2 separate regions of the Homo sapiens genome follow, and region 1 is linked to region 2. A link is a contact called in ENCODE Hi-C data. All regions are on one chromosome and are shown on one strand. The core of a region is the stretch at or near the end of the contact, and the rest is flanking DNA. Distances in the headings are between cores, read along the strand shown.

What was found. Hi-C counts contacts between places; a loop is a spot of excess contacts on that map. Pooled maps may share reads with other maps.
Region 1: a map of Right ventricle myocardium inferior shows a loop between it and region 2 (7-fold over the local background). The contact joins two enhancer-like sites. A Hi-C loop is called at or near these places in 4 of 168 maps with a recorded cell type or tissue (Right ventricle myocardium inferior, heart left ventricle and heart right ventricle) and 8 of 50 pooled maps.

What each region holds. Positions count from the first base shown.
Region 1 is chr15:70,433,378-70,436,913 of GRCh38, reverse strand. No RefSeq gene overlaps it. Among named protein-coding and RNA genes, the nearest start is that of LINC02205, 71 kb to the left of the region's middle. RefSeq lists an enhancer at 392-441 and a silencer at 1,252-1,455. Within about 2 kb of position 1,378, at least 4 of the 41 ENCODE cell types and tissues checked have a DNase peak (open chromatin) inside an H3K27ac peak, as active enhancers do.
Region 2 is chr15:70,163,244-70,166,937 of GRCh38, reverse strand. No RefSeq gene overlaps it. Among named protein-coding and RNA genes, the nearest start is that of TLE3, 67 kb to the right of the region's middle. Within about 2 kb of position 1,842, at least 16 of the 41 ENCODE cell types and tissues checked have a DNase peak (open chromatin) inside an H3K27ac peak, as active enhancers do.

The sequences.
Region 1 (3,536 bases), core at 129-2,628, 270 kb before region 2:
ACAGAGAAATAAGAATTAACTAGTCTACCTTCTTTCACTGGGTATAGTCAAGGCTGTTTGCAATGCTTGGAACTCTGGCAACTGTCTTGTAACCATGAGGAAAACTAGTCTGAGGCAGCCGACAGACTGAGGGTAGCAGAGCAGGAAGATGGAGATAATCTGAGTTTTGGTGATGTAAGGTAGCTGCTGGCCTTCACATACAGACCACCATGTGATAACTCTGGTTGTCACATGTATGCTTTTCCTGCCTACCTAGACTCTAAATTCTCAAGACTCAAAACTGAGTAATAATGAAGCCAGTCTGTGGGATGTAAGGGCAAGAGCGTGGGCTTTGGAGTTGAACAAAGCTGCCTTTGCATTACAGCTCTGTGAGGGGGAGTTACCTAATCCCTTGATGCCTCATTTTTTTAAATCTCTGAAATGGCAATAATAAACCCGCTTCCAGAGAGGTGGTAAGCATTGCATTAGATTGCATATGTAAGGTTTCTACCACAATGCCTAGGACAGGAGGGACTCAGAAAATGATATATACATGATTATATATGAATGAATCTGAGAAAATATGAAGTATGCCACTGAGTGAAAACACAACATGGTACTTTTATTTCTTCAGTCTTTTTAGCACAAACTAGACAGACTATGAGAAGCAGAGTTCTATCTCTGAAACTTATGGGCAGATTAATTTGGGGCAAGTTCTTTTACTTCTCTAAGTTTCAGTTTCTTCAGCTGTTAAACTGAGACAAGAATATTTGAAGATTAAATAAGGCCATGCCCAAAGCACTTGCAACATGGTAGGCTCTCAATAGACACTAGTTTCCTTCTTCATGCTCTGCCCCTCCACAACACACAAGACACAGACGTGTGTTCCATAAACACGTGCTCTCTCTCTCTCACACACACACATACCTAGAACACACCCACACAAATGGACATGCACAGACACATGGACCCACACATGTGCAGACACACAGATACACAACTTTCTCAGCCCCAGAATCTTCCAGGAGGTTTTAGAAGTAGCTGTTGCTGTGTCTGTCTGCAAGACCTGTTTACAAGGCAATTATGAACTCTTTTCGCCAAATGTAGGATCTTCAAACAATGAGCACTGTTGCTTAAAGGAAGACTATTCCTGGGGGAAAATACTTTAAATGTAATTATGTCTTAGCTGCACATCTAGTAAATAACTAGACATGCACTGCTTTGAATATAAAATGTCACATTTTTGCAGATGGGACAGACAAATTTTGGCAGTCAGAGGAAGTCAGGAGAGAGAAATGAAAGAAGAAACCACATACTTCCTTTTTATTTACCTGATGTAACTGGGCCTGGCCCCGGGGGCATGGGGCTGGGAGGGCCCTGAGGGCTGGCTTTGGCTGAGACAGGTGCAGGGAAGGTGAGAAGCAGGCTGAGGAGCACAGAGAGGGAGTCTGTGTCTTGATTTCCTTTCTTGTTTACTTCTTTTGTGTCCTTTCCCACCCTCGTCACCCTGGCCTCAGTCTTCATTGAGTCTTCCCTGGGCCGCATCCTCACTAGTTTCCCCAATTGCATTCTTTCCTCCTCTGACCTGTTCTGTGTAACATCACTAATCATTTGTTCCCTGAAATAGCACTTTCCTCTTGCCACTCTTGCTCAGAAACCTCCCTATTTCTCCCTTTCGCGTCTTTGCTTCCTTGGCTTCTCAGTGGAATGAAACAGTCTTTTCACCAGGACTCCCCAGCACGCAGCTGGGCAGTGCAATTTCCATGGTCTCCAGAGCAGTCTGGTCCTAGAAACCATGAAGTCCAGCCTTAAGCCACAGAGCTACAGTCATGTGTCTTTCAAAGCCCAGAAGACCTTGTTCATTGCATGACCTGGACAACTCTCCTGACCTACCTTGTACTCCTCTTCCCAACCTGTCTCTTCTCTACTGATTTTTCTTTCTGTTTCACCTACCTTGGCTACTGGGGCTGGTTCCTTTCCCCTATTTACCCAACTTTGACCTTTGGCTTTCCTCCTAGCAGGAGGTTTGGATTTTCCCTCTGGCCAGGCTTTCATTCCTTTATCTACTAAGTACTTATACAGGACTTACTGGTGCCAGGCTACATTTATGGAGGCACAAAGAGTGTCTCCTATCTGGAAGAAGAGGCCATTAGACAATTCACTGTGTGTGTGTGTGTGTGTGTGTGTGTGTGTGTGTGTGTGCGCGCGCGCGCGCGCGGGTGGAGCGGGGGGGTGGTTGGGGGTAGGAAGATGCACAGAGGAATAAATTGTTGTCCTTGAACTCTGGCAACTAACCAGAGGTCAGCCAATAGTATTTTATCCTTAATTGATTTATCAGATTAAGCTTTAATGGAGCAGGGAGGAAGTAGGAGCAAGCCAGGAAGCCATTACAATGGAAGAGATTGTGCTCAAGAATTCCATTTGATCTTCAAACAACCCCAAGAAGGAGGGGTTTTCCCCATTGTCCACCCAGGGAAGCAGGCTCAGAGAGGCCAGCTGACTTTCCTAAGGTCACCCAGCTGGCAGTAGAGGGTCCTGGCAGCCTGATGGCATTGTTGGGTGCACTCCTGAGGCCACGCTGATCCCAGGGCAGGGAAGAATGCCAGGCACCCCTGGTCAATGTCGCTTCCTGATCAGCCTTCTAAGGATCGTCCGGGTCTGCAAGTCCCTTCCACGGGTTGACTAAAGCTGCCTCTTTGCTCTGGAAACCCTCTACCTTCCCTCACTGGCTCATCTTCCTGGCTTCTCTTTGCCTTGGCCCTGGGGGCGGAAGGGGAACAGCTGAGTTGTCATCTAAGCTTGCATCTTCCAGGGCAGCAGAGGAAAAGGACATTGATTTATGATCAAAAAGGCGAAGGAGGATGCCGTGGGGAGGACGCTGGTCGGCAGGGGTGGGTGGGCGATAAGAGAGAACTAGAAAGAATAAAAAGAATCCCTAAGCCTTAAAAACAGAGCTTGCCCTCTGATTCCTGGGTAGGCGTGGGTTGAAAATCTTTCATGTAAAACTGAAATGGAATCACGAATGAGGAGAAATCATCTTGGGGCTTGGGTGTGCCTTACAGGACTGAATTAAATTTAAAATGTATTGATTTCCCCTGCTGATTAACAGGCCTGGCACGCGAGAAGGGCGGCAGCCCAATAAGCAGCTGGCACCGCTGTCCCAGTCCACCAGCGTCCCCTGCTGCATCCCATGTCACCTTGAGTCCTGGCAATTTTCTAATTAGCCCAATGGGTTATGATTTGAAGCCGGAAGAGCCAATTAGCAGGAGTCTCCTTTGACCTCCAGTTTGGGGTGATAGGAGACGAGGTAATGACTTCAGACAGAGGGAGGGAAAAAACAAAACTAAAAATAAAAATAGAAAATATCAAGAGCAAAGACCGAAATCTTTTTGGTTTCCTGATTAATAACCCTGTCATGCCGATCACAAGCTCTAAACAGCAATGCTGGTTGCAGCTGAATTTTTTATACTTTCTATTAATCTTTAATGATAGCTTGGTCACCTAGTCTCTTTTATCTTGTCAGATAAATGTATGGTTAACAGGATAATGAGATTTCT
Region 2 (3,694 bases), core at 593-3,092:
AGTAGAGATTTCCCCAAGGCCTCCCAGCCCATGGCCTGCCAGTGTCCCTGCCTGTGGCGCTAGGGAAGCCCCACCCTGGCCCTCTGTGGAATGCAAACTACAGAACTGTGGGCCCAGGCAGGACCATGGCTGGCCCAAACAAGGCCATTGTGAGAATTATAAAAAAGACCCCTTCCTCTGGAGATGTAAACGCCACGAGTGCCCACGGCATGCCAGCAGATTGTAGGGATTCAGCCCCCTTTTGGCTCCACAATAGTGTGCAACCTGCACGGCCGTACATGGAGGCCCTGGGCCCATGCCTTGTAGCAGGGATCGTTGCTAACCTTGGCAAACCTGAGACCACAGACCCATCTGGAGATGTCGGGAAATACTCAGCTTCAGGCTCTCATTGCCAGATAGGAGTACACTCCCCATGTACCAGAAATCTAGATTTTCAAGTGAAATTTGCAGTTTGTAAATGTTGGCAAGGGATTCCATTTTCTATTGTTTTATTTAAAAAAAAAAAAAAAAACCCATGCTAGTGGATCCTGTGCAGAGCACAAGGGGCGAGTCTGTGGGCTGACAGACTTGCCATCTGACTTACTCCAAACCTCTTGCAATACAGATGTGAGATGACAGGGAAGTGACTTGTCCAAGGTGACACCTGGAACCAGTGACAGCCTGTCCTCCAGCCTTCCCTAGTGCCTGTGACCCACACAGCACCTCTGTTTCACAAGTCAGCATGAATTGCATACACACCTCCCGGCCTGGCCCAGTCCCCAGCTGATATTTTTACCAAATGTCACAGCAGTTTGCAGGAAGGCCCAGGGTCTGGCTTGAGCCAGTAAATTATGATCGCTTGCCAGAGAGCTGTAAACAGGATTCTGATTAATGAATTCCTTAATGGCTGGGCCTGAGTGCAGACCTTGTCTGAGTGTCACCCCAGGCAGATACACGAGGAGGAATTGGCTGGGCAGTGGGAAGATTTGTGTCATGTCTTTGCCTCGGAAAGGGTGCTCCAAACCTGCTGGCCCTGAGCGCCTGAGTAACTACTCCTCCCTCTCTCCTAATTGTGGGCCTGCCGCATCTGAGTTCACGCCAGCCCGTGTGTGCAGAAGACCAGGGAAAGAGATGATTGAGCCTCGAGTGAAAATAGAATTGGCTGGCCTCCACTGTGATCTCAAGAAACTTGAAAATGCCCTGTCTGAATCCAAACAAAGAGCCGAGAAGCCTTTTTCCCCATGCTGGTGCTTTAAGGACCCCCTGCCTGAGGCCTGAGCCAGAGCAGAAAGCCCTGGAATCTCTACCTTTCTTAGTTGGGAATTGGAAACTCAGGCCACAGGAGCCAGACACACACTTGTCCAGACTCCCCAGGGATCTGGGAAGAATGGAAACATGGGAAAGTCACTGACCAGGAAACATCCTGCTGTGTGACCATGAGGCCAATCTCCTGACCAGTCCGGACCTTGCGTCCTCTTCTGTGACATGAAAGGCCTGGAGCACGTTGTTCACCCAGCACCTAGTACAGCCACAGGGGTGAGGTCAGAGCTAAGACCAGAGCAGGAATGGCAAGCAAACTGCGTGTGTGCCCCCGCCCCGCGACTGCACCCAGGGCAAACATCACCGATCGATCCTGGCCCTCCTTCCCACTGAGCTGGGGCCAGACCTCACAGCTTTTCTCACTGCAGAACTCAGGGCAGCACCACCAATCAATCACAGCCAGCAAGGGTGAGAAAATCGATCTGCCATCCCCAGACTGGAAGATTTGTCTTTTGTGCTCAGTCTAAGAGTGGCAGCTTGTGTGGCAGAAAGAACACTGGACGGGGAGTCGGGAGACCTAGCTAATTGTCAGGCTCTGCTGTCAGCTGGCCAGGGCACCAGGCCTCTCTGAATTCCTCAAAGTCCTTTTCTGCCCTGAGGTCATGGACGAGTAAGAGCAGGGTCTATTAATATAATCACAATGGGCGCTTATGTCTCAGGTACTGGGCAAAGCACTTCATGCCCTTTTCTCACTTAGTCGTCATAAAACTTGACAAGGGGGATTAGGATTGTCCCCATTTTGCAGAGAAGGAGATTGAGGTTCAGACAGGTTAAGTGAAAAGCTCAAGTTTACAACTAGCAAGTGTCCAAACTGAGAGTTAAACCCAGGCATCTTGTGGCAAATTAAATATGTCCACAATGTCTTTGAGGTTCCTTCCATCAAGAGGTGGGATCTGTTTCCCTCGTCCAGTCAATCTGGACTCACCATGACTAACAGGATGTGATGGAAAGGTACCAGCAAGTTCAGCAGCCTGGGCCCCAAAGGCCTGACAGCTTCTGCTCTTGCCCTTGGGATGCTGCCCCAAGGCTGCTTGTCTATCTTATTGGAGGGTGAGAGGACACTTGGAGGAGAACTGAGGCACTCCAGCATCAAACATGTGCATCAAGCCACGGTGGATTCCCCAGTCCAGCAGCCCTTCCAGCCCACCCTCCTGCTGAATGCAGCTGAGCGAATGAGCCCAGCAGAAAGCAGCAGAGGCACTGCCCAGACAACCTATAGAATTGTGAAAAATAAACCACTTAGTTTTTAGACTTACTTGTTATACAGCAATAGCTAACTGATACACAGTCCCACTCCAGAGCCACATACTGAATATTATGTGTGTGCTTCACAAGAGGCAATACCATGTAGTGGGCAAGAGAGTGTGGTCTTTGGAGCCAGGCAGCCTGGGTTAAAAGTGACTAAAATAGTGGCTGGCACTATGCTCACTAATGTTCTCCCTAAAGAATGGAAATTTCCAGGCTTACTGGGAGTCAGTGTTATTTACCCAGTGAGGGCTCCTGGGACCACAGCAAAGGTCCTGGCCATCTGCTGCCTCTTATGTCTTCACCTCAGGGAGAGAGACAGAGAGAGAGAGCGCGCGAGTGCAAGAGCGCACCGGAAGCCCCCAGGAGCCCCAAAAGGAACATCTGGGTGACCAACTCCTTTGGAGTTAGATCATGTGCAGACTTGCATGGTAGTCCAAGCAGATAGATACTGTTGGTTCCATGTTTCCCAGATGGGGAATCCAAGACCCAGAAAAATAACTAGCCCTGAGCCAGCCTCCTAATTCTTGGTCCAGAGCTTGTCCCTTTGTCTTAGTGCTGATGTAGTAACAGGGATCCCACCTGTCTGAGCCCATTCCTCAGCCTCAAGAGCATGGCAGAAGCAGACTCTGGGATTTCAGTTATCCACAACCAGCCTTCCTTGGTGTGTGGGTGGGGAAGATGGGGGCAGGATCAGCCCCTCTAAGGTCTCCTGCAACCAGAAACCCATAGTAACGAGGGTGGGCCAGACCCCAGTAGGATAGTAGAGCCCCTAGCTCGTCATCAGAAGGGGCCCCTTTGCCATCTCTTGGGTGTGCATTTTTCTCTCTCCTGGGTCCCTAGCTCTTGGTCGCCCAGCACCCACTCTCCTTCAATCTCTGTGAGGATAAGCCTCTCTTTTTCCTTTTTCAGTGAGGCTAAGAACCAGGCAGGGGAAACAAAACCTAAGACTTGCTGAACCCTCAGTGTGGGCCTGGTACAATGTAAACACTCTGCTTTAATTGACACAACAATGCCACCAGGGATGCCTTGTCACAAATGAGAAAACCAGGGCTCCAAGAGGCTAGGTGACTTGCCCAAGAAGATACATTTAGTAGGTGTCAGGGCTGCGATTTGAATCCAGAGCCACAGCCATTTCTCCCACACTGCC